4 separate regions of the Mus musculus genome follow, and all the other regions are linked to region 3. The links are chromatin loops, found by intact Hi-C in ENCODE. Cell type or tissue: left cerebral cortex. All regions are shown on one strand. Links, peaks and the distances in the headings refer to the core of each region. The heading gives the core; the rest is flanking DNA. Region 1 overlaps Wnt4 (wingless-type MMTV integration site family, member 4). Region 2 has its middle 30 kb from the start of Wnt4. Region 3 holds the start of C1qc (complement component 1, q subcomponent, C chain). Region 4 overlaps Zbtb40 (zinc finger and BTB domain containing 40).

Evidence for each region. A loop is a pair of places that touch in the nucleus more often than their neighbours do. Peaks named below come from ENCODE experiments on the same cell type or tissue, not always from the same donor. Only the 100,000 strongest peaks of a DNase experiment are listed, where the experiment ranks them.
Region 1: a loop joins it to region 3, with 2.1 times the contacts of the local background. A loop is called at or near these places in 6 of 42 quality-filtered maps.
Region 2: it touches region 3 in a loop (3-fold over the local background); 5 of 42 quality-filtered maps call a loop at or near these places.
Region 4: a loop joins it to region 3, with 4 times the contacts of the local background. A loop is called at or near these places in 17 of 42 quality-filtered maps.

Annotation. Positions count from the first base shown.
Region 1 is chr4:137,285,404-137,290,403 of GRCm38, reverse strand. It overlaps Wnt4 (wingless-type MMTV integration site family, member 4), which reads right to left. Exons shown (of 5, transcript NM_009523.2): 2 at 1,055-1,290. Among named protein-coding and RNA genes, the nearest start is that of Wnt4, 10 kb to the right of the region's middle. In left cerebral cortex, for the core only: a CTCF peak has its summit at 2,368 (motif pointing right); DNase peaks (open chromatin) are centred at 18, 514, 2,483 and 2,887; H3K27ac peaks cover 248 bases.
Region 2 is chr4:137,304,115-137,312,060 of GRCm38, reverse strand. No RefSeq gene overlaps it. Among named protein-coding and RNA genes, the nearest start is that of Wnt4, 30 kb to the right of the region's middle. In left cerebral cortex, for the core only: a CTCF peak has its summit at 3,425 (motif pointing right); DNase peaks (open chromatin) are centred at 3,459 and 6,050.
Region 3 is chr4:136,888,885-136,896,310 of GRCm38, reverse strand. It overlaps C1qc (complement component 1, q subcomponent, C chain), which reads left to right and starts at 3,397. Exons shown (of 3, transcript NM_007574.2): 1 at 3,397-3,467; 2 at 3,748-3,932; 3 at 5,712-6,509. The coding sequence starts at 3,749. The coding sequence ends at 6,268. It overlaps C1qa (complement component 1, q subcomponent, alpha polypeptide), which reads left to right. Exons shown (of 3, transcript NM_007572.2): 3 at 1-395. The coding sequence ends at 157. In left cerebral cortex, for the core only: CTCF peaks have their summits at 1,982 and 2,189 (motif pointing left); DNase peaks (open chromatin) are centred at 2,162 and 3,309; H3K27ac peaks cover 649 bases.
Region 4 is chr4:136,973,800-136,981,745 of GRCm38, reverse strand. It overlaps Zbtb40 (zinc finger and BTB domain containing 40), which reads left to right. Exons shown (of 19, transcript NM_198248.1): 19 at 1-2,014. Among named protein-coding and RNA genes, the nearest start is that of Epha8, 21 kb to the right of the region's middle. In left cerebral cortex, for the core only: no CTCF peak of the experiment used is centred there; no DNase peak of the experiment used is centred there.

The DNA of each region.
Region 1 (5,000 bases), core at 1-5,000, 390 kb before region 3:
AGGTGCCAAGACAAAGGTTGGCTCAAGCAAGCCCTTCCTGCAGCTTGAGTGAGTCAGAGAGCCCCGTCAACTTGGTGTCTCAGATGTGCCAGCTTCTTGCTCAGGAGGTAGAGAAGCAGCTAGCTGGCTTTCAGCATTCCCTGCATGGCAGGAACCTTCCAGTTCCATAGAACCTTCCAGTTCCATAGAACCTCGGCTCACCTGCATTTGGCTCTCATGTCATCGGTCTCAGCCGGGACTTCAAAAGCCTTGCAGAAACCTTTCTATAGTACCTAGTATTGGCAAGGTGAGAGCTCCAACTTTCTGTTCTGTTGCTCCTGTATTTATTGGGAGTGACAGTGTCGTCCCTGCCGGGCGCACATTCAGATCCTGCCACTCTCTAGTCCTGTGACCCTAGGCAAATGACATAACAGCTTCGGGCCTCCAATTCCTCACTTGTTACGTAGAAGCCTGATGCCAAGGGACGATGAGTTAGTGTTGTGTTTCTTACAGTCCTTAAAATAGTGCCTGGCCCACAGTCAATGCTGCAGGTGTGTGGGCTGCTTCCATTGTGCTGCAGTGGACTGTCTGGTCCCAAATAGACTGTGTGTTCCAGAGGACAAGAGCTGGCCACACAAGGTGTTCTGCAGACCTGTCACATGCACAAATGTCACATGCACAGGACCCAAGGCTAGATGCAAAGGTGAGCAGAGTACCCCAGGTTGAAGCCTGACTCTGCTCATCCTTTGAGGAACCTGGGACTGTCTCTTCTCTGAGCCCCAGTTTCTCCCTCTGGAAAATCAAGACCACTCCATCTTATATTCCTGGACCAGCTGCATTCAAGAGTGCTTTGTGATCACAGACCATTGTCTGACCTCCTCCTGCCCTCTACCTAGTGTGCTTAATTGTGCTGCCTCTGCTCCTGAAACATCTTCCATGTGCCTGGCCCTAGAAATATCATTTTCCCAGACACCCAGGGCCGCATACAGACCCTAGATGCCCAGAGTTACACACAGACCCCAGACACCCAGAGTTACACACAGATAGCCCATGTCCCTAGACCAACCCTCCTCACCTTGTGTCACCACCTTCCCAAAGACAGGGAGGGAGTCCAGTGTGGAACAGTTCCAGCGCCGGTTCCGGAACTGGTATTGGCACTCCTCGATGGCCAGCTGGGCACCACGGCGCACTGAGTCCATCACCTCAAGGTTCCGTTTGCACATCTGCACCTGCCTCTGGATCAGGCCTTTGAGTTTCTCGCACGTCTCCTCTTCGGAGATGCTGCCCACCGATGACAGCTTGGCCAGGTACCTGGGGGGCAGTGGTTGGATGTGATACACAGCTGCCCTGATGCCTGCTTTTCTCCTCCCACACCCAGGGTTCAGGGTGCTGCCTCATCCCTGGTCTTGTGTATAAGACTCATAGCTGATGAGAGGCAGAACTTTTGTTTTATTTGACTTTATAACCCTTTGCTAGATTCTGTGTGACTTAGAGATTGACAGTTTGGGCAAAGCAGCTGGGAACTGGGTTCACTCCAACAAAGCCTGCTGGGTGAGGGGCAGGCTGGGCCTCTCTGCCCCTGGAGATCATCTGTGTGGTTATTGAGAACACAGGTGCCTGGGTTTCACCTCAGATATGGTCAGTATGCCCTGTGCTTTGGCTCTATCTTGAGATGCAGCAGAGAGGCCACTAGCCTAGAGAATAATCTTGAAAAGGTATCTGTGATGTTTTCTACCAATTTCTAGAAGGCTCAGGCTAGGACATCCCTATCCACACAGTGGTCTTGGTGCCCAGAGAAGAGTCCTCTCCCCAAGCTCCCCGGCTGTAAAGTTGAGCCTAGCTTTCCTTAGCCATACTGGAGTCATGGCTTTTATCCCCAACGGCTGTTGTGATGACTGAACTTGGCAAGGTGTGCTAATGCACCTAGCCTGGCTGGGTAACATCGTAGGAGCTGTCCCTGGCAGCACCAATGGGCCAAAGGAGATGGGTAGTCCCAGAGCCAGACAGATCATCCTACCATGGCATCAATTCCTGGTCTCCCAGGACCCCTTCCAGCCCCCACTGCCTCTCTGTCAGGTCTGGCTTTTTGCAGGGGTTCTGGGAATCAAATTCAGGTTCTTATACTTTGCAACGTGCACTTTGCAGACAGAGCCATGTCTCTAGGCTCTGGGGTATGCATTCCCAGGCTAGCAGCACTGGCCAATCTGTGTAGGAACCTAGTTTTTTAGAATGGGGAAAGGTATGTTAATGGTCGGGAGAAGGGACCATCTGGAAATGGCAACCCTGGCTTCAGCCCTGCCTGCGTGTTCCTTGCTTCCTTTGCCACTTGAAGGGGGTAGGGGGGTCTCCTGCAGAACCACAGCCACAAAGTCACTTGTGGCCTGCAGGGGGCGCCAAGAGCTCAGCTACTGGCGGTGGGCCAGGACACTGTTCAGTGGCCACTGTGTCCTTCCTTGAAGGGTCAAGAAGTTGAACCTACCATTGGATATTTTGCTGTCTCCACTCAGGCTAGGGCTCACAGAAAAGGGTAGGACTCCCAATCCCTCTGAGACACAGGGGCATATATCTTGCCTAACCATGTTTAGACCTCTTTTCCTCCTTGTAAGCTAAGCAGGTCAGATATGGCTGGATTGGGCCTCTGTCAGCCTCCATTGAAGGGGGCATTCAGGGGCTGAAGTCTCCAGACAGAAGGAGCAGGTGGGGAGGTCTGGCCAATCCATTAGTCCATTGTGACACGTGGCAAGTCCCCTTCTACTTGGAGCTGGCTCTAGGCACAGTGAGTTAGCTCATGAGTCTTTGCAGCCTTTCCTACTATCAGAGTTCAAATTCTCCTTCTACTGGCAGAAGAGGGAGGGCCTGTTGGTCCCATGCCACCAGAAGAGAGAGATGGACTCGAGGAACTGAGCATTCCTCCCTCAGGCTCTGAATGTAACAGGGAGATCGGCCGGAACGACGGTGGCAGAGACACTGCCCGCCTGCCACAGCCGTGAGTCAACAGGACGGCATCCAGGAAGATGACGAGAAACTGCTTGTCACAGCACCCGTGCCTACCTCTCAGGCCTGCCTTTACTGGACGCAGCAGCTGCCCCTCCCATGTATGGGAGGCCTGGCCATCTCTGCTCCTGCTCTCTGAGACCCTAGGGGTTTGCCTGGCGGGTGCCAGAGCTGGCATAGGCTGGAGAGGGTTGGCAGCCCAGCCCTCAGTGGCCGTAGCCTGTTCTCATGCCACTTGCTTATCCTGGAGCCTGGCGTGTACCTGACCTCATTTCACAGATGAACAAAGCAAACCAAGCGCCCCCCCCCCCAGGCAAAACAACTTGTAAGTCCCAAAGCTATCTAGCAGCAAACAGTTCTTGGCTCTCAACTCCCCCCCCCCCCCCGTCTCTCTCTGGCTGGGGACTTGCCCCTTCACTGGACTCTGTCAGGCTGCGTCCCTTCAGGCCCCACACAGGGCATGGCACACAGAAGTTATTCAGGAATATTTGCAGTTCGATTAGGGGCTGATGGTGCAGAGGTCCTGATGTTTTCCCACCCCTATGGCAGAAGAGCAGAGATAAGAGAGGAAGATGGGGGTGGCTGGTCTCTGTGGTCCCTCCCACTGTTCTACGGTGGATCAACCTTTCCCCCAGAGACACGTGTGCCATTCACTGACCCGGGAGCTGGGTCGGGCTCAAATATCCACTGCACAGCCGTTTCTGGGAGAGCCCGAGCCAGGGCCTGATGGGTGTCGGCTGCCCCTGGGCTGGCTGTCTGAGGCTGACCATCCTTGCTTTCAGGGCCTGCCACGCTGCTCCTGTTTAGGCTCCTTCCTGCTATTGCCGAATACAGGTTTAGCAATTTGTCACCTGCTGCCCTGGCCACCCAGGACTCTGGCCATAGCCAGGCCGTTGATCAGGTTACCCCACCAGCCCAGGCTGCCCCTGCTACAGCCGCTGGCCAGCTTGTGCCCAGTTTCTAGAATGGGGCCTGTGGGTCCTGCAAGCTCCTCCCAGGAGGCCCTCCCCTCTGTGCCTTGAGCCTGCTAGGAGGCCGGAGGGCCCTGGCCCTGCCAGGGAGATCAGATCCTCTCAGCCACCTGCTGTTTTCATTAGAAACTAAAATTAGCTGGGCTTGTCCCAAGCTTTTCCAGGTTTGCTTGCCTTTTTAAACAAAATATACAAAATTGGAGAGGCTAATCCACACCTCCGTGGCTCCGCCCCGGTGTTCCCCTGGACTCCAGAGGAGAGGGGCTGGGTGAGAGAGGCCATGGTGGGGAGCCAAGCGGGTCAGTGGCACTGATCCTGGCCCTACTGCGTCCAGGTGGGGGCTGGGACACCAGCCCAGGCCTCTCTGCCCCCTCCCTTTGGCCTCCCTGCCTGCCCAGGCCACATTTAGAGACTCCTCAGGAGTAATTGTGCCCTCCGTACCAGAGAGGAAGGAGGCCAAGTTGGCAGAAGGGGGCACCCAAAGGAAACTGCGTAAGCCAACGCAGCCTTCAGCTAGTGAATCAGGGAGATAGAAGCGAGGGGCCACAGACTCCATCTTGGGCAGCGTTCTTAGGAAGCAGGGAGGGATGTGTGGCTCCCAAGGACCCTTGCTACACAACCAACCATTCAAACTGTCCACTATTTCTTTAAGCAGTTTGAGTGGTTGCTGTACTGAACACCACAGTGGCCTATCCTGGAGACCTTTGTCCCTCCTCTGGGCAGGCAGTATGGTCTGGGGGCAAGCGACCTGGGTTAGTCTCCTATCTCTGTGTCACTCAAAACAAATTAATGAACATCTTGGAAACTTGGCCTCAATGTGCTCATCTGTAAAATGGGGAGAGCAGTTGTTCTTACTGTAGGAGGTAGTCTCTCTTCTACAACCCTCTTTACCCTCTTTGCTCTGCACCTTCTGTTGTCCCCTGCAGCTGAACCTTGCGGGACTCTGTCCCTGTCTTTGTTTGGACCTTCTCTGTCCTCACAGAGCCAGGTCCTGGTCTTGTTCTGGGAGTGGTGGGTCACTTTGGTATGATTTTTTGTTTGTTTGTTTGTTTGTTT
Region 2 (7,946 bases), core at 1,236-6,235, 410 kb before region 3:
CCTGCGGGTTTGGCGAGTATTCTGTAGAAGTGAAATCTGTGTGACTAATCGTACGGCTGAAAACTGTATCCTTAGCATCTCAGCAGTGGCCAGGGCCAGCCAACAAAGCATTGGAACAGGGAAGGTATGGGAAAGGTGCTTTAGGGCTAGCACAAGAGTAAGGCCCCCTTTCTCTTCATGACTCAGAGCAGAGGTTCTCAACCTGTAGATCGCAAGCCCCTTGACAGACCTCTATATCCAAAAGTATGATTCATAACAGCACAATTATAGTTATGAAATCGCAACACATCGTTTTATGGGTGGGGCTCACCACAACATAAGGAATATAAAGTGTCAAAGCATTAGGAAGGTTGAGAGCCACTGGCTTAGCGTGTTGAGGGCTGAGGGTGTGGCTAAGTGGGAAGCAGTCACCTGGCTTTCCCAAGGCCCTGGGTTTGATTCTCAGCACTGGGGAAAAGGGGAAAGACGAGTTTCCAGTTTTTCAGTATCTTGAAGTGACTTTGTGTGTAGTGGTGTAGCCATGCAACTCTAGTTCTTGGGAGGCTGGGCCTCGGTGAGTACCCAAGGATGGAGATTTGGTTCTAAAAACCTGTCTCCATCCCTTTCTAAATTTGTTTGTTCTGAATTAAGATGACAGACAGGAGAATGGAGCTGCATCTTTCCTAACAGAGGAACTCAAACTTTGTTTGGGTTTGCGTGACCCTGTCTCATCCCTGAGGAGAAGGGCAGGGAGCTAGTGAGAGTAAAGTTAGACAATTTGACGTCGTGGTGCTGTGCAGATTGCATACCGAGGCTTAGGGCCTAAGTTTGGCTCTGCTGCTCCCTTGGTCTCTGACTCAAGGCAGATAAACATTTTCCTGTGTGAGATGGAAGTAGCTGTGCTTTGCTGAGAGTAGAGAATTGCTTTATGTCAGGACGTGAAGGGGGTGGGCACCACTGCCACGTAGGGTCAGAGGAGTCTGTCGGCTCCTGCCCTCGGGCTGCGCGGGAGGGAGCGTTCTCAGTTCCTGCCTCTTTCTGTCTCCACTTACTTCTGAAGGTGTGGGGAATATGCCTGAAGCTTTGGACTTACCCTGGAGCCCTGAGGTGGCCTTTGTGGAGCACTGAAGACTGTCCTGGTCTGGTGGAAGGGGATTTGGGGCTCGATTCTGAACGCTTCTGCAAGGATGCCCTCTCCTATTGACCGAGGGCATAGAGGTACTGGAGTTAGATCCAGCCTCCCACCTGCAGCAGAGTGGACAGTACCTGGTAATCCTTGCCCCCTACCTCACCCCGCCTGCCTTCCATGGGAACAGTGTAACTGGCAGCCGCCGAGTTTGCACTTAGTGCTTCTGCTGCTCAGGACTGTGCCTTGGCTGACAGCTTGAGCCCTGGTTGGGCTTTCTGCTACACAAGTTTTCTTTCTTTTTTCTTCTTTCTTTTTTTTCCCCCTGGTGTTCCCTTCCACTTCTCCCACTGCCCTGACAACACCACTGGAGGAAGCTCTGGGAGTTTAAGAGACCCAGGTTCTGTTTGGGGTATTTGCTTTGTGTGGTAGAACCCCATTACAGAAGCAAAAGCTAGCATGAAGTGACTCCTGTAGATCATGGTTCTTCAGTTTTGCTCTGCACTACTGCCTACTTACCCTGGGCAAATTGAGCAGTGTGCCCTGTGAGGCGCTGCCAGGAGATCTAAATACCATTGGTTCCGGTTGACACTACCTTCTTAATCCCTCCCGCCCCTCCCCCACACACATACCCAATTTTAATAGCTTGGGCTGTCCTGGAACTTACTATGTAGAGAAGGCTGGCCTTGAAATCACATAGATCCAGTTGTCTCTGTCTTCAGATCCTGGGATTACAGGTGAATATTACTCCCAACAACCTGAGCTGTCTCTGCTGGCTGTGGATAGATAACTTCAGAGGCTGCTACTTCCACTCCCAAGGAGTCATGTGCTGCCATGCTTGATTTATGCTGTGCTGGGAATCCAAGCCTGGTGCACACTAGGCAAGCAAATGCACTGTTAGCTAAGCTGTATCCCTAGTCCTTGCGTGCATGTGTTAGAGAAGGTTTTATATACAGGGTTCTCTTCAGTCCCTCAGTTTCTGAGAGGACAGCTTGAGTTTGACTAACGCTCACTGAGGGGCAGGACTAACCTGGGTCATACATCCTTGGATTTGGTTACAGCACAGCAGGCTCTCCCGAAGCAGGTTTTTGTTGAAGGTTCAGGCCTAAAGTCCTTGGAAGACTGAAGGTGAGGGGAGAGCTGTGCTCCCGATGTCTTGCTCTGGCCTGGCTTAAAGCCTTCTAGGATTGTCCCCACTGACACAGGGTGCTTCTGTCAGAGTGGGCAGAGCATATCTTCAGGAGAGGGAAAGATCAGGGGAGATGAACAGTAATCTGATCGTGTTTAGGTTTCACAGTAACTCTTAAGATCATGTAAAGCCAGGATCGCAAGATCATCCTCAGCCTGCCCCATTGGCTCTGGAGACTCTACAGCCTGTCTAAAAGTCCCAAGGCTGCTCTGGAGCGCTCAGGTGTTCCAGAGCTCCGTACATTAGTGAAGAAGCCCCTGAGCTATGCCTTTGGAAGTCCTTGCCCCTTCTTAGCCAGGAGGCTGTCTCTGTCACCATAAGTTCTCTCGGTGTGGAGATGATACCGCATGTAGTGTTTTGTGCCTGGCTTCTTGCACTTAGCGTGTTTTCAAGGGCTTTGTGTAGCCTCTTCATCTCCCCACTCACAAATTCAAGGCAAGCCCTGCTACTGAGCCCCAACCCCTGTCCCATTATTTATGTGTTTTGTGACTGTTGTGTTTTGCTTATTGATCCACGAGCCAGTGACACTCTGTCTGTTTCCATACTTTGGCTGTTATCCCTCCAGTGAACCCAAGTACACATTTTTCATATGGCCCTTTAACTTAACGGGGAGCTTGAGAGTGGGCCAATGTGTGCACATGTGTTTGGGGCTAGAGGAGGCTGGTGCCCTCTGCTTGACTGGTAACTGCCAGAGGGAACATCACCGTGTAGACCTGGAGGAAAACTGAAGCTGCTCTGAATCGGGAGCCTCAGTCTCTTCAGTAGCAATGGGGTTGCATGAGGGAGGTTTTGGCAGTGTGTTTTCTGTTGTCTAATACAGCCTAGAATGGCTTCCCAAAGATCAGATATCAGATACATATATTACCATTCATAGCTAGTAAATTTATAAAGTAGCTACAAAATAGTTTTATGGTGGTGGTGGTGGGGTTGGCTCACCACAACAGGAGGAACTCTGTTAAAAGGTTGCAGCGGTAGGATGGGTGAGATCCACTGCCCTGACTACAAAGGGCATCTGCCTGTTTTGCAGTGTTGGAAAGTAATGAAGATCAGAAATCACTCAGTACCCATGTTTGAATGACACCATGGCCCAAAGAAAATGGCTTTGAACTAGCTCTGTAATGATGGAGAACATCCACTAGGTGGCAGAAAAACAATAAGAAAAGGCTGGCAAAGGTTGTTGCCCAGGACTTAACAAGCACAGACTCCACAACCGAAAGAGCTCGCTGTCCACGGTCTTGTCACCTTTAACCTGTAGCCTTACTTCTAACTTTTGAGAAGCCCCACTCTGCCCCCAACCCAAGGGTCCTGTTTCCAGTTCTCAAACAGATTGCTTGCCCATCCCCTAGGCCCCAGTGAGCTCCGTTCTCGGGACTGTGTCCTTTCAGGTAACCTTCTGCAAGGGTCATCTTTTTCTAATTGAGTCATGATAAGTTTTTGATATTGACTGCCTTTGGGGAGCTTGTCGTCTGAAATAGCCTCTGTTGTAGACAGACTTAGGAATACTGGAATGTAGTTGGGGCCTTAGGAAGAATTGGTATATTTCAGGGCTGGTTGGATGTGCAAGTAGAACTCATGAGAGCTTGCATCAGGACCCTCAGATCAGAAAGCCTCCATGTTCTCTTGTGGTTCAAAGACAGTTGTGGAAGTAAGGAAAATGCTTAGCATTTTCTTGGCCACTTAGGATTTTCTAAACTTTGGTTTCTCTTAGTGGCCTTCTGTTCCCAAGGAGGGCAGATGTTTAATAGAGTGGAGGCTCCCTGGTTTGCAGAGGCCTATAGATAGAGGATAAGGAAAATAGCGGCAGGGCTAGATTGCTCCGTTTGTAGCTGGAGTCACATGGAGACACCCGTGGTCCCCTGAGGAGCAGCTGGATTAGAAGGACGCTATCCTACACTGCTGGGGCTCTGCTGTCAGGTGCGAGTGTCTGGGGATTGACAGAAGTAGACAGCTCTTGGCCCTTTTTGTGCCGTAGCAGGTCTGTTCCTGCTTGCTGTGGGCTGACACTGTGTGGTGTGTCTGTTGTCTTAGCAGGTGTTTGAGCCCTTCCTTGGCCCCCTTTTTGTGTGTGGCTGTATTAGAAGAATCATTCCCGGGTTTTTTGTGCAGGTTGAGCTAATGTGCAACTGAACATGTTGAGATCAGATGTTTGACAAGAAGAAAAAGGGGGAGGAGGGGACATCAGGAATGCAAAAGAAAACAGCAGGGGAAAGGCACATGTGGGCCGTGATGTCATCTGTTTGTAAAGCTGTCACGAGGCGCTGTCATGTTCATCTTTGCAAGGGCCGGTACAGCCGGTGGGACAGGTGTTTATTTTGCAAATAAGAAAACCGGCTTAGAGTTGAGCGTTACAAGACTTCGCAGGCTGAACCTGGGCTTGTAGGTTCTGCCCCATGCTCCCTCTGCTTATACGTGTGAATGATGCCTCTTTCCAGCCACTGAGGAAAGGTCAGGCCCAACCCTCCACGTCACAAAGTGTCCCAGATTCATCCTTTGCCTCTCTCATGGCCCCGTGCTCCCTTCACGAAGTCACTCGCCCTCGTGACAGGCCGTTGCCATTACTTGGTCATACTGAGGTAGAAGTGACTTGGGAGACAAAGCTGGCAGCTGTGGCTTTGGCTTCTGGGTTTGCCTCCCTCGTAATGATTTTCTCCTTAAAGGGAAGCCTTCCGTCCCACGGGGTTGAGACACTGGAAGCTAGGGAGGAGGGAGCATAGGGGAGGTTCAAAAACAGCATGAACCCAGGCAGTAGTGGCACATGCCTGTAATCTCAGCACTTGGGAGGCAGAGGCAGGTGGATTTCTGAGTTCGAGGCCAGCCTGGTCTACAGAGTGAGTTCCAGGACAATACAGAGAAACCCTGTCTCAAAAAAAAACAACAACACAAAAAAGCCTTTTAACCTCTTGGAGGTTTTGTTTCTTCATGCCTAAACGTTAGGCCCTGTGTTATAGGGCCGTTGAGAACTCGAGACATGTGTACAGGGAATGGTTGTCAGGCCATAGTTGTGGTGTGAGTGATCACCGCCTAGTTAGCCACCCTCTCTTGTGTGTTGCTAAGGGCTGGCCCTTGGTCGTCTCATGCTCTGCTGAGCTGGGAACAGGAGTCCAGCCCAGGCCTGGCTCTTGGGAAGCTAACCCCACGGGCCGTAGAATCCCATGAACGTGTACTTTCCCAGGAGAAGGGGGAGGATCTCTTTAAACTTGCAGGCTGCTGAGCCCTGGGACAAAGGGGAGACAAGCCCCAGGGCTGAGACAGTCATGTCTTTATTATCTCAGATGTCTCAGGCCTGTCCCCCCGCCTGGAGATATATGGCTGGGAAGGCTAGCTCCACGGCCTCGGCGTGATTCCAGGTCCTAGGAATGTCTGGCTGTTTTATAGCAAACAGAATCACGCACAACAGCCCAGCATCCAGGCCTCGCCACCCTATCGAGCCCACTCTCCCCGACAGCTTGTAAAACAGTGGGACCTACAGCAGTGACACAGGCTCCATGGGGTCCCAGGAGCTTGGCACTAGTGCACCCATCTGAGGTGAGGGGCGCCAGGCCAGCAGTGAAAAGCTTCCCTGGACCCAGGGACCACCTTTAAGGCCAGACCCTGCCAGCTCGATCCTCACTTGTGAGCTATAGGCTGCCCCGACTCTGGTCTGTTTCTCCCTCTTTGACCTCGTGGGGAGCAGCTGCAGGGAGCCACTGAGAGGCCTTGTTTATGGATGCACTTGGCACAGGATGAGGAGACCAGCCATAGTCCTTGAGTTCTAGTGTCCAGCTGCTCCCAGGTGCTGGGGAGCCTTCTATTCTGGGCCCCAAAGAAACAAGCCCACACTGTTGTGTTTGGCTGTGGCTTCAGGAACTTGGAGATGAGGAGGCCAGGAGACAGGATGGGTCAGATGGCCATTCAGGGCGTCATTTATAATAAAGTCATGGGGGCTGGCTTTCCAGGGAGGCCTTATGTTGGGACCAGGGGTCACAGACCAGGCCAAGGCTCTCTTCTGGGGCCCTGGAAGGGGAATTACGGGGTCCTGGGCTTTAGTGAGAGTGGTAAGAGGGTTCTTTTGTTCCGGAGGAGGAGGAGGGATCTAGAACAGCAGCTCTCAGCCTGTGGGTGGTGTGACAGCCTTGGGGGGGGGTGGTGTCGCATATCAGATAAACCTGCATATCAGATATTTACATTCTGATTCATAACAGTGGCAAAATTACAGTTACGAAGTAGCAATGAAAGTAATTTTATGGTTGGGGGTCACCACACCGTGAGTAGCTGTATTAAAGGGTCGCAGCATTAGGACGCACTGGTCTGTAACAGACACTGAACTCATCTGGGACAAACCAGAGCCCACTCTCATGCTTTCCCTTGTTGGCTCAGTCTGCTTTGCACCATTGGCAACCCCCCCCCCCCCCCCGCTTCCAGCCTCATGCCTCAGTTCATCTGATTGTTACTCAGTGCTCCTCTCTGTGGAATGGACACACCATATCCCCCTCTGAAAGATTGCATGGCTGGGAGCGGGTACAGTGCATAATAAGCATCGAAGTGCGTTGTGTCTCACTGTGGGCGCTTTCACCTTCAATGTGGGTATCCTTCCTACAGCTAGGAAGTTGTAGAGTTGGGGTTTGCTAACGCCAAAGCTCTTCCCCACTTGACAGCCCTAAGGGGAGTGACAGAGTAGCTGGTGGCCAGAGGGATAAACGGCCCAGAATGTTCACTTGGAAACTGTTATTGATTTGTTTCTGGTCACATTTGAAGCAGCAGCAGCAGCAGCAGCAGCTGTTTCTCCCTAGGTCCAGATCCTCCCCCTCCTCCGAAGCTCGATGAGGTTCAGACTCTTTCGAGGCAGGGTTTCTCTGTGTAGCCCTGGCTGTCCTGGAACTCACTCTGTAGACCAGGCTGGCCTCGAACTCAGAAATCCGCCTGCCTCTGCCTCCCGAGTGCTGGGATTAAAGGTGTGCGCCACCACCGCCCAGCCGGGGTTCAGACTCTTGAGAGCTAATTGGATGGGAGTCTCTTCTCCGCCTTCGCCTGGCATTCTTGCCAAACTAGGGTGAAAACGGGCATCTAAGCAGACTGAGAACCTGCAGTCACGTTCCGTTGACTAGCTCCCAGATTCTCCGAGGACACCGTTAGAGTCCGTGTGTGGTGCCACCATCGTTGTCCAGCTCTGCCCTTTGTCCTGACATGGAGGACAGTGCATGGCCTCTTGCGAAAGACGACAGGAGAGGGAACTACGTTCTGGATACCGACCTGCACTGTGGTTTGGTTCTTATAACAACCCTCAGCTGCTCCGAGTGGGAAGGCTGAGACTCACAGGAGCTAACCTATCTGAGGTCACCTGGCCAGGATGGGGCAGGAAGGGTGCACACCCAGATCTCTGCAGCTTTAGGCCCCAGGCTTCTCTTACCATGGGTCTGGGGCTCTCTCTTCTTGCTCCCTTCCGATGTGAATGACTGAGCTGCCCCCGCTCTGAGCCTCTTTTTGGAACAGCCTGACTTCATCCACAGCTCCACATCGTCACAGTCGCTTCTCTGCTCCATCTGCTGCAGCTCCATGGTGATGAGGAGGGTAGCTGCCCACCATGTCACAGGTGGCTCCATCACCTGCGATGGATGGTTTTAAGAAAGGGATGGGGCTGGGAAGGGGTGACAAGGGGTCGATACTGCAGGAGGG
Region 3 (7,426 bases), core at 1-5,000:
CAAGGGGCTCTTTCAGGTGTTAGCAGGGGGCACCGTGCTTCAGCTGCGACGAGGGGACGAGGTGTGGATCGAAAAGGACCCCGCAAAGGGTCGCATTTACCAGGGCACTGAAGCCGACAGCATCTTCAGCGGATTCCTCATTTTCCCCTCGGCCTGAGCTGGGGATCTGCCCCTGCATCCTGCCATCTCCTGCGCTCCCTGTTGTGGACCACGCCCCCCCCTCCGTCCTGCACCCCTCCCCTCCGCACTCTGCAAAGTGAAGGGGCTGGGGCTTTAGCACCCTGGGGGAGGGGCTGTCTCGGAGGGAGGGCACTGAGGACTGATGTTTCTGCACACTGCCCAGTGGTTTCTTTAAGCACTTTCTGGAATAAACGATCCCCGTCTGTGTCTGTGACTTTCCGTGCAGTGGCTGGCTGTTCTGGGCACTGAGCAGGAAAGGGGCATAAAAGTGGCCATCGCTGCTGGGCGGTGGTGATGCACGCCTTTAATCCCAGCACTTGGGAGGCAGAGACAGGTGAATTTCTGAGTTCGAGACCAGCCTGGTCTACAAAGTGAGTTCCAGGACAGCCAGGGCTATACAGAGAAACCCCGTCTCAAAAAAAAAAAAAAAGTGGCCATCGCTGACTGCTTGGCTGACTGGGAAAGCAGTGTTAGTTAGCACTGTACACAATGGTTGCGGAGGGCATATCAACCAGGCTCCAGATGTCAGCCCCTGCTAGCTGCCAGATCACACCACATGACCTCAGTTTCCAAATCTGCTAAGTGGTGCCAGTAATGGAAGTTTGGAGAGGGGAGGGGGCTGCCGTGGCCAGGGCGTGAAAGCTGGAGACAGGGGTCTGTTGTTCTGTGTTGGTCAGTCTTGTTGAGCAAGCTCCTAAGTGAGAATTCTAACCATACTTCCCAGATGACTAAGGAGCAGGGGGCATCAAGCCCCAGGTCAGTACCTCAGGCAAGGAGCTGCAGTTGAAATCAGGCTAGCTGACCAATACCCTCCCAGTCTTCCCAGTTATCCTTGGACAAAACCACACAGGTGCTTCTGCAGCCTAGCTCAGAGAGGGCAAACAAGTGGCTCTCTCGGACACCCAGCAGTCTTTCCCAGAGCTGAATTTCCTGAGCGGTTGGTTTCCAGGAAGACATGGAGAGTGGATTGCTGTCACCTGACTGCTTAGCAGCCCTGGGGGTGGGGTGGGGACAACTGAGGATCTTGGGTGCTCAAGTGCATTCCCACAATCCCAGGCTCAAACACAATCACACATGGAGATATACACACACAGTTTCACAGCAATCACACATACACTGTCTCCTGCTCACATACACACTACCCTTGAGACTTACCATGATCCCATGTGGGCTGAGGCTCACCCATTCCTCACCAGAACATGGGCTCAGGGACTTCCTCTCAGAACACTATGTACAGCCTTGGAGGTACACACTAGTCACGTCTCCAAACACACGCATGCATCCAGGCACATGGGCGCACACACATGCACACACAGACATGCACAGTTGTAATGGATGTGCACATTTCCACATGCACAGAATACGAAAGCCTGTGTTTCCTCCCACACTAACCCCCATGTGCTCACAGCTCAGTCGGGGACTATTCCCCCCTCCTGTTCACTGGCTGGTGCACCTGGTCTCAGAGTCATCCCTGACATGGCCTGCAGGTACATTTGGACACACATCATCATGCCCTGTGACTGCAGCCGAGAGCCTCTGGGGTCAGGAGGAGGTGAGACACTCCAGGGAGATTAGACCCCCCTCAACTCCAAGCCACCACATGATCCTCAGAGTTCCTTCTTGGCTTCTTCTTGATCCCTCAGCCCCCCCTCCCCCCATGCCTGAATGCACACCTCCACAGGCTGGGAAAGACTTTGACTTTGGGGACCCCGTGTACTGGCTTTCAAAACAAAGTGTAAAACAGCCACTGAGGCTCCCTGACATAAGGCACCCTGCTGGAAGGTGGGGGATCTACAGCTAAGCCAGGCTGTCTGGCCTCAAAGTGGAGAGCTCCTGTCACTTTGTGGGGTCATGCCTGACCCAGTAAGTGGAGAGTGTGGAACCTTTCCTTAACCTACATTCCAGACACTCTGAAAACCCGCAATTCCTCTGAACCTGGAAGCTGAGCCTGGCAGAATGGTGGGCGTGGTGGAGAAGGCTGAGCACGGACCGAGCCTGACACCTGCTGGAAGAGCCAGGCCAGGCACAGAGGCGCCCAAGACCGAAGAGCAAGGGATTCATCACTACCACCTCACAATACAGAGCCCACCACGCTCGGCTCCTCCCAGTCCCTCACCCTTACCTTAGCCACATAGCATATCCTGGGCTACAAGTGGAGGGACAGTCAGGAGGACTGAAAGAGCAAGACCCTGTGGGCTGCTCAACTAGGTATCCTGAATTGCTAGTGTGGGTCAGGATGTAGCATATGCAGGGTGTAGAGAGCCTGGCTTAGATGTAGCTCCCTCCCCAATGCCCTACACAGGACCCCAGCCCAACCCCAAATCCAGGTAATGAGAGCATTAAGTTGGGCTATCCTACTGCCCCAATCTGCCTTCATCCCATAAATTCCACTTGAGGAAAGAGTCAGGAAGAGGCCTGGCCTGACCACTGCAAGTTCCAGGACCAGAGACAAGGTGGGGGCAGGATGAAGGGGGTAGAAAAACCATCAAGGTGGTGGGGGCCTAGCAAAAGAAGAGGTAGTGCCAATCAGGTCTCTGGAATTCCTACATCCAGTGGGGAGATCAGTCTGCGGGGCAGTGACTGCGTCTCCTGGTCAGGGAGAGACCAGCAAGAAGGAAAAGCAGAGGCTCTGTCTCTGATGCACCCATGCCAAGCAAGCTCACCCTGGCACCCTTCCCTGAGCCTGACAACTGGAATGGGTACATGGATGTTTCTAGACTAAGGCCCACCACTTGACAATTTCATGCGAGGCTTGTTTCTGGAAAGCTGCTGAACACAGGGGTCACCCAGCAACTGCACAGTGTGTGACTTAGGGCAAGCCTCAGTTTCCTCTTCTGGAAGAGGGGCTGTAACTTCATCTCAGGGAGATAGAAGGCCATTGATTCTCAAGCACGGAGGATGCCATAGAATGATCACCCTGCCCCTAGGGACAGCTGTGCCCTGGGTTCAGGTCTACACCACACACACACACACACACACACACACACACCCTGGTGTTCTCAGGATGAAGGGACGGCAGACACTTCCTCATTTTGGCACACATGACCTAGGGCCAGGGAAGGAAGGGGTGGGTAGAGATATCACTGTGGTCAGCCTGGATCAGAACCTAAAAGAAAGTGTCAAGTCAGGGAAAATTTCTGGAAAGGGGATGTAGGGTTAGGGTGCTGTGGGGGAGGGGGCTCTCCCTGCTCTGGGCGGTTCTTCTCTCACAGCTCTGAAACAGTATGTTCCTGTCTGGGAGAACAGGACGTCTCTGTGATTAGGCCTGAAGTCCCTTACACCCTCAGGTGAGGCTGGGACCCTGCTGCAGTGCGAGCGAGTTGTGGTTTCCCCTCAGGTACCCTCCTGAACCATAGGACTAGGGGTGTCTTTGTTTGCTGGGATAGGCCTTCTCTAAGGCTTGGACCTTAGAAGAGACCCACTACCTATCTGTCCATCATCCATCCAGCCATCTGTGGTTGGATGTGGACTCCCCAGGATGAAGGGCTACGGAAGGGGACGGGGCAATGAGGAGAGGGAGGGAGAATTCAGTACCAGTTCCTCCATCTCACCCCCGCCCCTCCTCAGGATGGTCGTTGGACCCAGTTGCCAGCCTCCATGTGGACTTTGCCTGCTGCTGCTGTTTCTTCTGGCCCTACCACTCAGGAGCCAGGCCAGCGCTGGCTGCTATGGGATCCCAGGGATGCCAGGCATGCCGGGGGCCCCTGGGAAGGACGGGCATGATGGACTCCAGGGGCCCAAGGGAGAGCCAGGTAAGTCTGCTTGCCTGGATGGAGGCTGGCCTTGGGGCGGGAAGCGCAGAGCCCTCTCTTTCTGCAGGTCCTCAGAGTTCAGACTTTAGCCTCCAGACTGACTCTGGTGACCTTGCAGCATGCTGCCCTCATTTGCCTTATCCTGTAGAAGGGAATAAAGAGGAGCCTCTGTCCCTGCAGGCAGGTGACAGCCTGTTCATTCTACAGATGGATGCTTAGGGAAGGTGGCCCACACTGCCGGGGCACCTATGGGAGGGTCAAAACCAAGCCAAGTCCACCACCTCCCTCTTTATCAGCTTACACAACTTTTTTTTTAACCCCACAGTGCCTTAGTTTGCACGTCTGTGAAATGGGTGCTGCAATCCCTGTTTCTCAGGTTGTCACAGCTTTGAACACGTTTACATAGATGACAAAATTAAGCACCTAGCAGGTGTGATGGTCTCTGTCAATCAGGATGCAAGGGGCAGGGTGGTCAGGACCACACCCAGGGTGTTCTCACGAGTGTCATGGTGTGAAGGGCAGGCCAAGGAAAGGAGTGGGCTGCTAGGGTTAGGGAAGAGAGGAGGGCAGGTGTTGTGGCCCTTTATGAGTGTGGGTGCTTTCCCTGGGAGATCAGTGGAGTCTGGGCATGAGGGAGGGTAAGTAGGGCTGAGCAGAACTCGTGGGGACTTCGGGGACAGAGGGATGAGACAGGGGGCTAATGGAAAGCGCCCTAAAAAAAAAAAGAATGTCCATACTGGCCTCTTTCCTCCCAGCCACCAAATGAAATCTTGCGACCCTGGAAGGAATTACTCACTAGAGGGGAGCCGGTGAGCCCCCCTGGGCTGCACTTTACGGGACCCTGTACATAGGCTGGCAGAGGAGCTTTCTGAGGTCCCCCGGCCACCAGGTTTGGCTCTGAGCATTCTGCATAGGTTCACCTCCCAGAGCTGATAAACCCTTAGATCCATGACTTGCTTCTACTTTGCAAATGTCAAAACTGGGGTCCAGAGAGATCAAGCAATTGACTGGCTCAGAGCCACACAGTGACTGTTGCTCTGCTGCCCCTCACTGTCACTATCCTGCCCTGTCCCCATGAGGAGGCTGAGATAGCCCTGCTCAGTCATCGCCAGCCCCTGACACCACAGCATACTGCTTCCCATGTGCCTAACCTGTGCTCAGCCTTCAGAACAAGCAGAGGCTCATAGAAGGAAACCACCAGCCCGCGGTCACACAGCCTGAGATCTGTTGGGTCCTGAACCCACCCTCTCTTCTTGTTTCTTTCTCTTTGTTTTAGCTTTGGTTTCATTGACACACGGTTTCAGTAGCAGTCTCAAAACCTCAGTGACTGTCCCGCCTCAGTGAACCTCTCCTGAGTGAGAGGAGGCTCTGACTCCAGACTATCTAGCCTGAGCGTAAAAGGTCCACAAGCTGTTGAGAATGTCACAAGACAAATCTTCACGGATTTCTCACACAGAGGGGACAGGCAGGGGTGGTCCAGGAGGGCTTCCTGGAAGAGGAAACTGGAGTTATATATCAAAAAATAAGTAGAGTCCTTAAAGGGGAAGGAGAAAGATCATCAGGCAGAGGCAAAATTCGACCCTCCCACCTCAGATTCCAAAGTGAGACAGGGATAGACCAAGCACAGGACTTACAGCAGAGTCCCTTCCCCCGTCCTGTCCCCTCCACCTGGGCAGAGCTATCTGGAAAGTATGGGCTACAGGTCATTGCCGGACCCACTCAGGGTCCCTCTTCCTGCCTTCTGCCCTATCATGTCCTTCCTGTCTGCTCTCTCTCCAGGAATCCCAGCCGTCCCTGGGACCCGAGGACCCAAGGGTCAGAAGGGCGAGCCTGGCATGCCTGGCCACCGTGGGAAAAATGGCCCCAGGGGGACCTCAGGGTTGCCAGGGGACCCAGGCCCCAGGGGGCCTCCGGGGGAGCCAGGTGTGGAGGGCCGATACAAACAGAAGCACCAGTCGGTATTCACAGTCACCCGGCAGACCACCCAGTACCCAGAGGCCAACGCCCTCGTCAGGTTCAACTCTGTGGTCACCAACCCTCAGGGGCATTACAACCCAAGCACAGGGAAGTTCACCTGTGAAGTGCCGGGCCTCTACTACTTCGTCTACTACACATCGCATACGGCCAACCTGTGCGTGCACCTGAACCTCAACCTTGCCAGGGTGGCCAGCTTCTGCGACCACATGTTCAACAGCAAGCAGGTCAGCTCCGGAGGAGTCCTCCTGCGGCTCCAGAGGGGCGATGAGGTGTGGCTATCAGTCAATGACTACAATGGCATGGTGGGCATAGAGGGCTCCAACAGCGTCTTCTCTGGTTTCCTACTGTTTCCCGACTAGAACGGCAGGCTGCTTCCAGCCCCCAGCCACCCACCTCGCTCCCTCTGCTTTCCCCATCCTCACTCAGACCTCTTCCTCCAGGAAGTCCACCCTGGTTCCTGATCCATCGGCCCTGTATCTCCTCAGAGTTTCTCTGGGAACCACCTAATGGTATTATTCCTGTGGCCATTTATCAATACCTTATGAGACTATTTTTTTGTTCAGGTGGTGAGATAGAGAAATAAATAGATCACTAAATACGCCTGGCACGGGTTTCTCACTTGAAGACCTCGAACTTGAAGTGTGTAGTTTTGCATCTGTGGGTGTTCGTGCCGAGTGAAGGGATGATTTGGAGTGAATTAATGACTGCTGAAATGAGCAAGTTAAGGACTAAAAACAGAAGAAATGAATGAGCCAATAGAAACCGGTAGCAGCTAGTGTGCGAGTCCGTCTCCTGTGTCCAGGTGTTTAATATTCACACTCATGTTCTGAGATGAATGTGGATTCGTGGACAGCAGAGAGAGGCACCCCACATGTCTGATGCACAGCTTCCAGGCACCCCAAGAGGCTGTCCAAAACATGGCTGTTTGTACAAGCTGTGAGGCTTGGGCTGCGATTCCTGATGGCAGGAACTGGCCACCGCAGCCTTCAGAGGACTAGGGAGGCCTACCGTGGGTACCTGCTGGCAGAAAACCCAAAGTGCGGCTGTCAGGTGAGAGGGCGGCTCAGTGGTAACGAGCACGTGCTGGTCTTGCAGAGGACTGGGGTTTAGGCCCCAGCACCCCAGTCAGGCAGCTTACAATGAGCAGCCTGTGACTCCAGGCGATCTGATGTCCTTTTCCAGACTCCACAGGCACCTGCCCTTGCTATGGAGTGCCCCCCCCCCACACACAATTAAAAATGAAACTTAAAAAAAAAATCATGAAGTGTAACTGTCTGGGGCAGAGCGGTATGAAAGAGGTCCCCTCAGTCTGGGAGAACCAGTCCTATCCAGCTGGGATCTCACCCTGTCACATGAGGCTTATGGAGTTCAGTGGCAGAGTATAGCAGCTTAGTGTGTATCCCTGACATCAGTCAATCAATCAACCAACCAACCAACCAATCAATCAATCAATCAATTGCCTCTAGTTCAGGTGAATGAGTGTTGTGTGTCCAGTTTGGTCTTTTCATTCTGCAAGA
Region 4 (7,946 bases), core at 1,472-6,471, 84 kb before region 3:
GGCTCACAGGGAGACAGGCGGTAGCAGCTTAAACCGCAGCAGTGTTCAAGGCCTGCTGCCCTTTGGCCTCAGCTTGGCACAAGACAGCACTGGTGAGTTTCTATTCCAGTGATGGCCAGCCTCTCCCAGTCAGCCCCACCCTCCTCATTGCATATGCAAATCGTTTGAACTCATCAGCTAGGGAATCTCCCCTTTCTAAAAGTAAATGTTTTTCAAAGCAAGTCAGCCTCAGAAGCCAAACACTGACCAGAAGATGGTGCTCGAGCACCGAGACTTCGCCTCCCTGTTTCTTCACTGCGGCCCTAGCCTGCTGGCTTTCAGACCGCGCCTGCCAGCCGACCAGGGGAGCTCTCGATCTGTAAGTGGAGAGGTGGTTCCTCAGTCCATCGTCCAGGCTTCTGTCAGGAACAGCACCTCACAAGCTGTGGAGGACTTAGGAACTGTAGTGTCACCAACAAAGTCTTTTCCCAGCAAAAGGCAAACCTCACAGAGGTCCTGAGAGAGAAAGTCTCTAAATACAAAGAGCTGTAAGGTAGAAACCTGAGTGTCTGAGAAACACAGTCTCGTTTTCCTGGAACCTGGGTGGTGTGCTACCTACCTTCAGTCACCAGACCGTAGTTGGCTGCAGAAAGCCTTAGGGCAGGTTGGCTGGCTGCCCATCCTTGGATGCCCAGCTCTGTAATGCACACTGCTGGAGGCACAGCAGTGCTGGGTCTGGAGTATGGAGAATTCCTGTCCTCAATGAGCTCTGTGCTGGTGACTCGCGGCCTCTGCCCCAGCTGCCTGACTTTTTACAGTGGCTCTGAAGAAGGTGAAAAATCTCCATCTGCTGCCCCAGAGACCTGCCATGTGGGCCTCCGTGGTCCACATTGCTTTTGCAATGGAACTGTGGCTCCATTTGCTTCAACCTCATGAATACTACCTGCCTAGCCCGTGGGCAGGAGCTAGAGGAGCCTCCAGGTCCCTTGGAATTTGTGTATTTAAGCAACGGGGCCCCAGTCTTCCCTAAGGCTCCTGACCCAGCCACCAAAGAGGGGAAGGCGATGCCAAGCTGGAGTCTGGTTGGCCCGTCGCTGGTGTATGGACTGAGCAGGTGAGATTTGCTGTCCACATGCATGAGCAGAGCCGAGGCGAGCGTGGCAGATAAAGGTCTTTCTCAGCTGTTTTATCAGGATGGGCTCTACTGTCTTCTAAGCTGTGTGTCAGAAAAGCTTTGAGTTCTGTCAGCATCCAAGCCTGCTGTACTGTAAGTTCTGGGCCTGTGTGTTGTACTGGCCATTCTACAGAAGCCTCCAGCCCATGCTGACCACAGGAGATACCTCAGCCTTGTCCCTAGTGCCTGAGCACTGATGGTTAGGACCGAGATGAGGGACAGATGCCAAATGAGGGGGAAAGATCTCTGTCGTCCTGAGGATGGAAGGGTGTGCCTTTAAATTTCTTGTGCCTGAGAACCTGTACTGACAAAGGATGGAGACCCTGACGGCCCCACTTAGAGTGGGCAGTGCTTGCCAGGAACAGAAGTGTTTCTTCTGGAACTAGAAAGTTGGCCAGGGGTGGAGATGGCATTGGTTTGTTCTAGTCAGCTCTCCCACCCCAGCTTTGTTCTTCCGGGTCCCGTCTGTCCCAGCAGACACTTGGAAGAAATTGAGAGTAAGAGACTTAGGGCTGAGGGAGTCAAAGGAGGTTCATAGTTTTGTTGCTGTGGAAACCTTGGGGCACTGAGGACTTATACTAAAACTCAGAAACTCAAACCTACTCCAGTCTAACTGGGCCTATAAAGAAGAGGAGAGTGTGAGTTCTTTGGGGACTGTGTTGTTGAGGAAATCGTTCCTTGAGCAATTTTACATTGCCTCCAAATTGTGAAGCTGGCCGCGGTTTCCCTGCCCAAGGCCGCCGCTGCTCGTTTCCACCCAGGGCCAGGACAGCCAGCCCCGTGAGATGTGAAAACTGATTGCAAACTAGAGCTGCTCGACATGCACTGTGGAGAGAAATAAAGTCTGTACTTAGGAAGCAACTGTGGCTTGTGTGTTTCAGGAGACTGGTGGTGATGAGTCTTCCAAAGGAGCCCGGGTCACATTACAGAGCACTCTGTCCACCTGAGTTGTCCTTCAGTGTCCTACCTGGGGCTCTGGGGACACCTGCTCAGCTCCCTTCTGGCAGTAAGAAGGGAGATGGTGGCTACTCTTAGGGCTAGGGAACAAGTTAAAGTCCACATTTACTCAGTACACTCCAGAAGGTTTACACACAAGCCAGCCTCCTGTGTTCTCTGATAGAAGGAGAATTCCCCCTCTCAACTCCCCCTCAACACCCCACGACATCCACCACTTTTCATTTATGTACTGAATGTCAGTGGCCCCTAAAGCACCAAGTGTGCAGCATCTCTGACACTAAGAAAGCAGAGTCAAAGATGTCACATTGCTGGCAGACGACAAGGAGGAGAAGAGATGCTAGGAGGACCAGAGTTCAGGGGAAGCCTGTTGCACTTGCAAGCTGAGCCCCAAGGCTGGGAAGGCAGGATCTGGGGAGGCTCTGCACTCACTCGTAGAACAGTCTTGGGTCCAAACATGGATGTATCCAGAACCTACTGTTCTTCACCCTTCTGTCCAAGAGAGGTGTCGCAGAAGCCGGAGGGCTCCAGGTCTCATCTGGGGCCTGAGGGTCTGTGCTCTGTGGAATCTAACGGAAGCATGTCCTTGGGCCCTGCTGGAAGGGGAATATGGAGAGGGCTGGCCTGGGATGGTTTGAGCAAAGGTAGAAATTGGGCTGAGGGATCCCTGGTGAGCTAACAGTCTTCTCCATGGATGAGGGTCGCTGTCTGAGAGGCAGAGCAACACAGACGGAAGGGAAGGAAGGGGGAGCTTTCCCACCCCTGCTGAGAAAGTCACCTTGGACAAGCCTTTCCTAAGAGTGATGTGGAAAGTTATTAACATTTTTAAGTACCTGACAGTGCAGAGGCTTCCTAAATGGTTGCTGTTAATGTTTATGATAGGTTCAAGGAGCCCAGGAGATGAGCCAGGCCCAGGAAGGATTAGAGAGGAGCAAGGCTGAGAACGGAGCCTCTAAGCTGTCCTGCAGTGAGGCCACAGCCTTCCTAGGACAAACAGGCTCCTAGAGCCCTCAGCAGCACAGCCATGTAAAGGCATGAGACCAAGTCTAGTGAGCATGGTTACGCTCCTACATCCTCAGTCTGGTTCACTGTCTCAATCTCTGTGAGCCTATGAGCATGGATATGTTTGGGTGGAAAAAGGAACAGTAGCCTAGTGTGATGACATGAGCCTTATGATCCCAGCCTTCCTGAGCAAGAAACATGTAGATTGTAAGTTCAAAGCCAGCCTCGGCCACAGAGCAAGTTGACAATCAGCCTTGGCTACTTGGCAAGACCCGGGGGTGGGGGCTCAAACAAAACAAAACAAAACAGGCTAAGGTAGCACTCTGAGCAGCTCTGAGTTCAAAGCCAGCCAGGTACTTAGACCTTGTCTCAAAACACATGCACACACAAGGAAATGGGAGAAAGTAAGTACTGGGGGCGCTCTTCTCCACTATGGCTTGGATTTCTGAGAAGAGGCATCCAGGATGTGTGTAAGGACTTCCCTTTCCTCTGTGTCTATGCTCCATGCTCCCTGCCAAGTGCTATCAGAGCATAGATCCCATGTCAACTATGTCTCCTCTACAGAACTGACCATGCACAGTGTACTCACTGGGTGCTCAGGTGGTGCTTGCTGCTGTTGATGGGTCCCAGCCCAGGCACATTGCGCTGAGCAGGAATAGGGCTTGTCCCTCACGACCTGTGGGAGCTGTTGCCCACGGGTGGCAGCATATACTATAATCCCACCCATTCTTCCTGCACGTCTGCAGCTTGGCAGGACAGAGACTGGCACTGTCCTAGGGTGAGTGCTGCTGGAATCCTACAGAGGTGGGGCTTGCCCAACTCTCCTCTCCAGCTGCTACACAATGGCAACCCCTGGTAGCAGAAGTTAGATTTTGCTGCAGTTCTTGTGCAGTTCCATCCCCCATTGGATTCTGAGCCTTGAAGAGGAGGCCAAGCTGTTCCTCTGGAGAAGTGGGGAGGACTAGGCTAGGAACAAAGGGGACCCAGCACTCTGGTTGCTGCCTTTCCCCGACTCTGCTTCACATCTCTGGCAAGGCTGCTCCCTTAGATACCTATGGGAGAGCCTGTGGGAACTTCCTTTCTTTGCCCTCTGAGATGAGATTAGCAGAAGGCTGAGCAAGCTAGCCTGAGCTCCCCAGCTGCCCTGATCAAACACCATGCCTGCCGCTCTTCTCGCACCAGGTTCCCCCAGCGCAGGCCAGGGACAGCTGATCAAACACATCCAGACAAGGTCAGTCCAGGGACCCGCGGGCCTTTCCAGGAGAGATTTCACAGTCCTGGCATCAGGAGGGTCTGATAAAAATGGACGGGGTAAAAGGGACCCCAGAGACTGGGGAGGGAGGGACAGCAACTTTACGCCCTGTGAAGGATGGAAGTGCCTGATCCAGGTAGGGTTAGGACGGAAGCCAGCTTTGCAAGACCAGCATTTGGGGCTGCCTCAGAGCCCAGGGACTGCAACTGAGGAACAAGATGGCTGTGGCATGTAGAGGAGGAAAGTTGTCAAGTGACACACTTAGGAGCTTGGGAGCATGACATTATTAGGTTGTTACAGGGTGACCTCAGGCCTCTCACTGTGACCCCTTCAAGGGCAAAGATGGCATTGACCTTGCTCAAGTACACACACGCAAGCATCTAGGCAGTTAGCCTGGCCCTCCAGGTGTCCGACTGCATAGACCTGTTAGAGCAGGGGCCCTGGGAATGACTGATCTCACCCACACCACATGCAGTGGACATTTGGGGATGAGGCTGGAAAGATACATGGCTTCCGTACCTGGGGAACTCGGACACAAGTTCAAGAATGCCGTGCCAGTCTAGACTAAAGCTGAGAGCTACAGATGCGACACAATTTTCATCTGTTTTATTTGTCTTGGGGAGGTGCTTTTTTTCTCTTAGAAATATTCTCATAATTGTTTTGGGGGTGCTTGTCATGCAAGCCTGAATTTGTGAGTTCAGATCCTCAGACTCAGGTCATCCCAGTGCCAGGGAGATGGGAACAGCATCCTGGGCTTGATAGCCACATAGTGTGCAGCCAACCAGTGAGCTTCAGGTTCAGTGGGTACCACTGTCTCAATAATAAAAGGTGGAGACGTGGTTAAGACACCAACATTGACCCTTGACCTTCACGTGTGCACAAATGTGTGTGCATGCGCGCATACACACACACAACACACACATTCTCATCATTAGCAATTGGCGTTAAGTGCTTCCCACACAGTGGACACTGACCGGACCCTTTAAGATTCTGAGTCCATAAAATGACAGTACCCGCAGTGGTGCGGATGCTGGTGCTCCGGGGTGACTGATGAGGAAGTCAGAGCAATCACAGTAGCAGTGAGCTCGGCTGGAGATCATTCATAACCCTGCTGTGTTTCTTGCTTTCTGCCTGGTTATCCAGGTAAGTGGCAGAGTCTGGCTGCAGGGCTACTGGCCAGTGACCTGTCCCTGTTTTAGATCCCTGAACCCTCTGTACCTTCACTAGACACCTACCAGCTCAGTCAGGGCTTCTTCTAGAATGCAGCAAGCCACAGAGCCTGCTAGAAATCCATGTGGGTGTCTGAGCCCAGTATAGTATGTGACACACTGTGGGACTCCCTTGACCCAAAAACTTACGGGGAAGGTTCATGGCTTCTCTGGCTTCTCATCTCAGCTGGGGCCCCTAAAGCAAAATGTTTCCCATGGCAACATCCATCCTACCAGAGTGTCAGATCTAAAGAAGATACTAGGATGCCTTGGAGCAGAGCCCAGCTTTTGAATTGCTTAGCTCTGTGTTCAAGTCCCTGTCCTGCTCTTTGTTAGCTGTCACTTTAAATGTGCTGTCCTATCCTGGTCTTGTCTGTAAGATGAAGTAATGAACACTCTTATAATAGCAGATAGACATATATAAAAGGCTCTGGTATAGTTGCTGGTGGCCATCAGTGCTCAATGACCATAGTAACCAGTCACATGAGTTGGGCACAGAAACTCCATGGGATGCTTCTAACCCTCAGGTAAGCTGGACTGTGGAGAAGGAGGGGAAAAAAACAAAAAACAGTCCCAGAGAGTAAGGCCTGGTCCCAGCTGTGACTCTCCCAACTTGTCTGGGGCCAGGCACATGGCTGGTGCTCTGGAAATTTCTGTAGTGTGTATATGGAGATAGCAGAGACCACTGGGCAAATACCTCGGGCCAGCCCTCCTCTGGCCTCTACCTCTTACACGGGCAGAATGGGTCACCTGACTTATACATTGACCCTGTTTCTGTCCCAGCCAGAAGACTCAAGGCTTTGTGGTGGGTTGAGCTGAGCAGGAGAGGGTAGAAAAGGCTCAGCCCAACAAGGGCACCCTCAGTTGTGGATGAGTGGGACAAACGTCTCCAGTGTCTCACGGGGCCTCACTGCCCAGTAGCACTCTGGGGTTTCAGTCGGTTCACACAGGTGTGTGCTTTTGATCTTTAACAATATTGAAATTCAGAATCCTGCTGCTTTCCCCTCTGCAGTCAAAAGATACAGAGAGCGACCTCAGCCTCGTTCTCAAGCTTCCTCAGCTGGGTGGACTCAGGCTGCCATTTCCCTGAACCCCCACACCCCCATCATCCTGTCCCTGCCGTCTCTCCTGGTCCCCTATACTTCAGGGCACTTCTGGTGGCTGATTCGTTGATTCTGGTGTCAGTGCTCCTGGGGTTGGAAGGACATGGATTTGTTTTGCTGGTGCAGATGTTGAAGTTTCAAGGAAGCAGATCACTATGTCACGTGAGAAGGCAGTAGCAGACCTGCAGTCAGGACAGCTGGCATTAAGTTTGCTTCCCAAGGAAAAGCGACGGCATGCATAGCAACAGGGTATAGTGACAGGGACACCATTTGGTCACTTCCACTGTGAGTATCCCCAGTGCAGGCATCACATCTGTGTTCAGGTCCCTGGATCAGCAGTGTCCCGTGGGGCTTCATGACAATGGGAACAGTCTACCATGTCATTCAATATGGAAATCACTAGGCCCACGTGGTCGATAGTACTTGAAACGTGGTACAATGGAGGGACCTGATTTTAATTCCGTCTTAGCATCAGATGCAGCTAGTGACTGTCACTGGACAGCATAGAACCAGACAGAGGCTTGGCATGACAAGTGGCTGAGCCCAGCTCTGTCATCTAGTCCCCAAACCTGTGACAGCCCCACTGGGTGCCCAGGTCAGGAAGGAAAGGCACCTGATGTGGGTGGTACCGGCTGAATGGGTGACATCAGTTCAGCTGTGATCTTCAGAAGACACTGTCAGCAGAAGGCTGTCCCCTGCCCGGGGGTCCTGGAAAAAGCACCCCCCAGCTCAGCCTTCACGGTCTCCTTCATCCAGAGGGATCAAATGGACACTCAGAATACTGAAAGGAGCTTGTTCAAGGTCACTCCCCTTTCAGGGTGATGCTGGTGTGAATACGGAATCCCATATGCTCTATCCTATTTAACCCCAGTGGTGGACCAGGGCTAAAGAGAAATGAAAAGGGGCCAAGGAGGCGGCCGGCAGGCTCTCCCTCCCATGGCCTTAAGAAGGCCCCATCACACAGAGGATCTGCACCCACGCTGTGCACTGCCACACATGTGATGTGCCCTGTCTGTGCCAACATCTCCGTGTCTACTGATGCCACTTGCAAGTGAAGGCGTGAGACTGGTGCCTGTGGCCAGTGTACAGCGAAGGCCTTTCTAGGTTATTTTGTGTTGTATATGCAGTGCCCAGGTAGCCCCGTGTGGCCCAACTCTCACGGGACATGAGGGAAATACTCTGTTGTCAGGTAGATGTGGAGGGATTGTGTCCCAACATGCCTGCCAGATAGAGGCTGAGAACAGCTCCATCCTGCCTCTCTTCAGCAGGGGGTG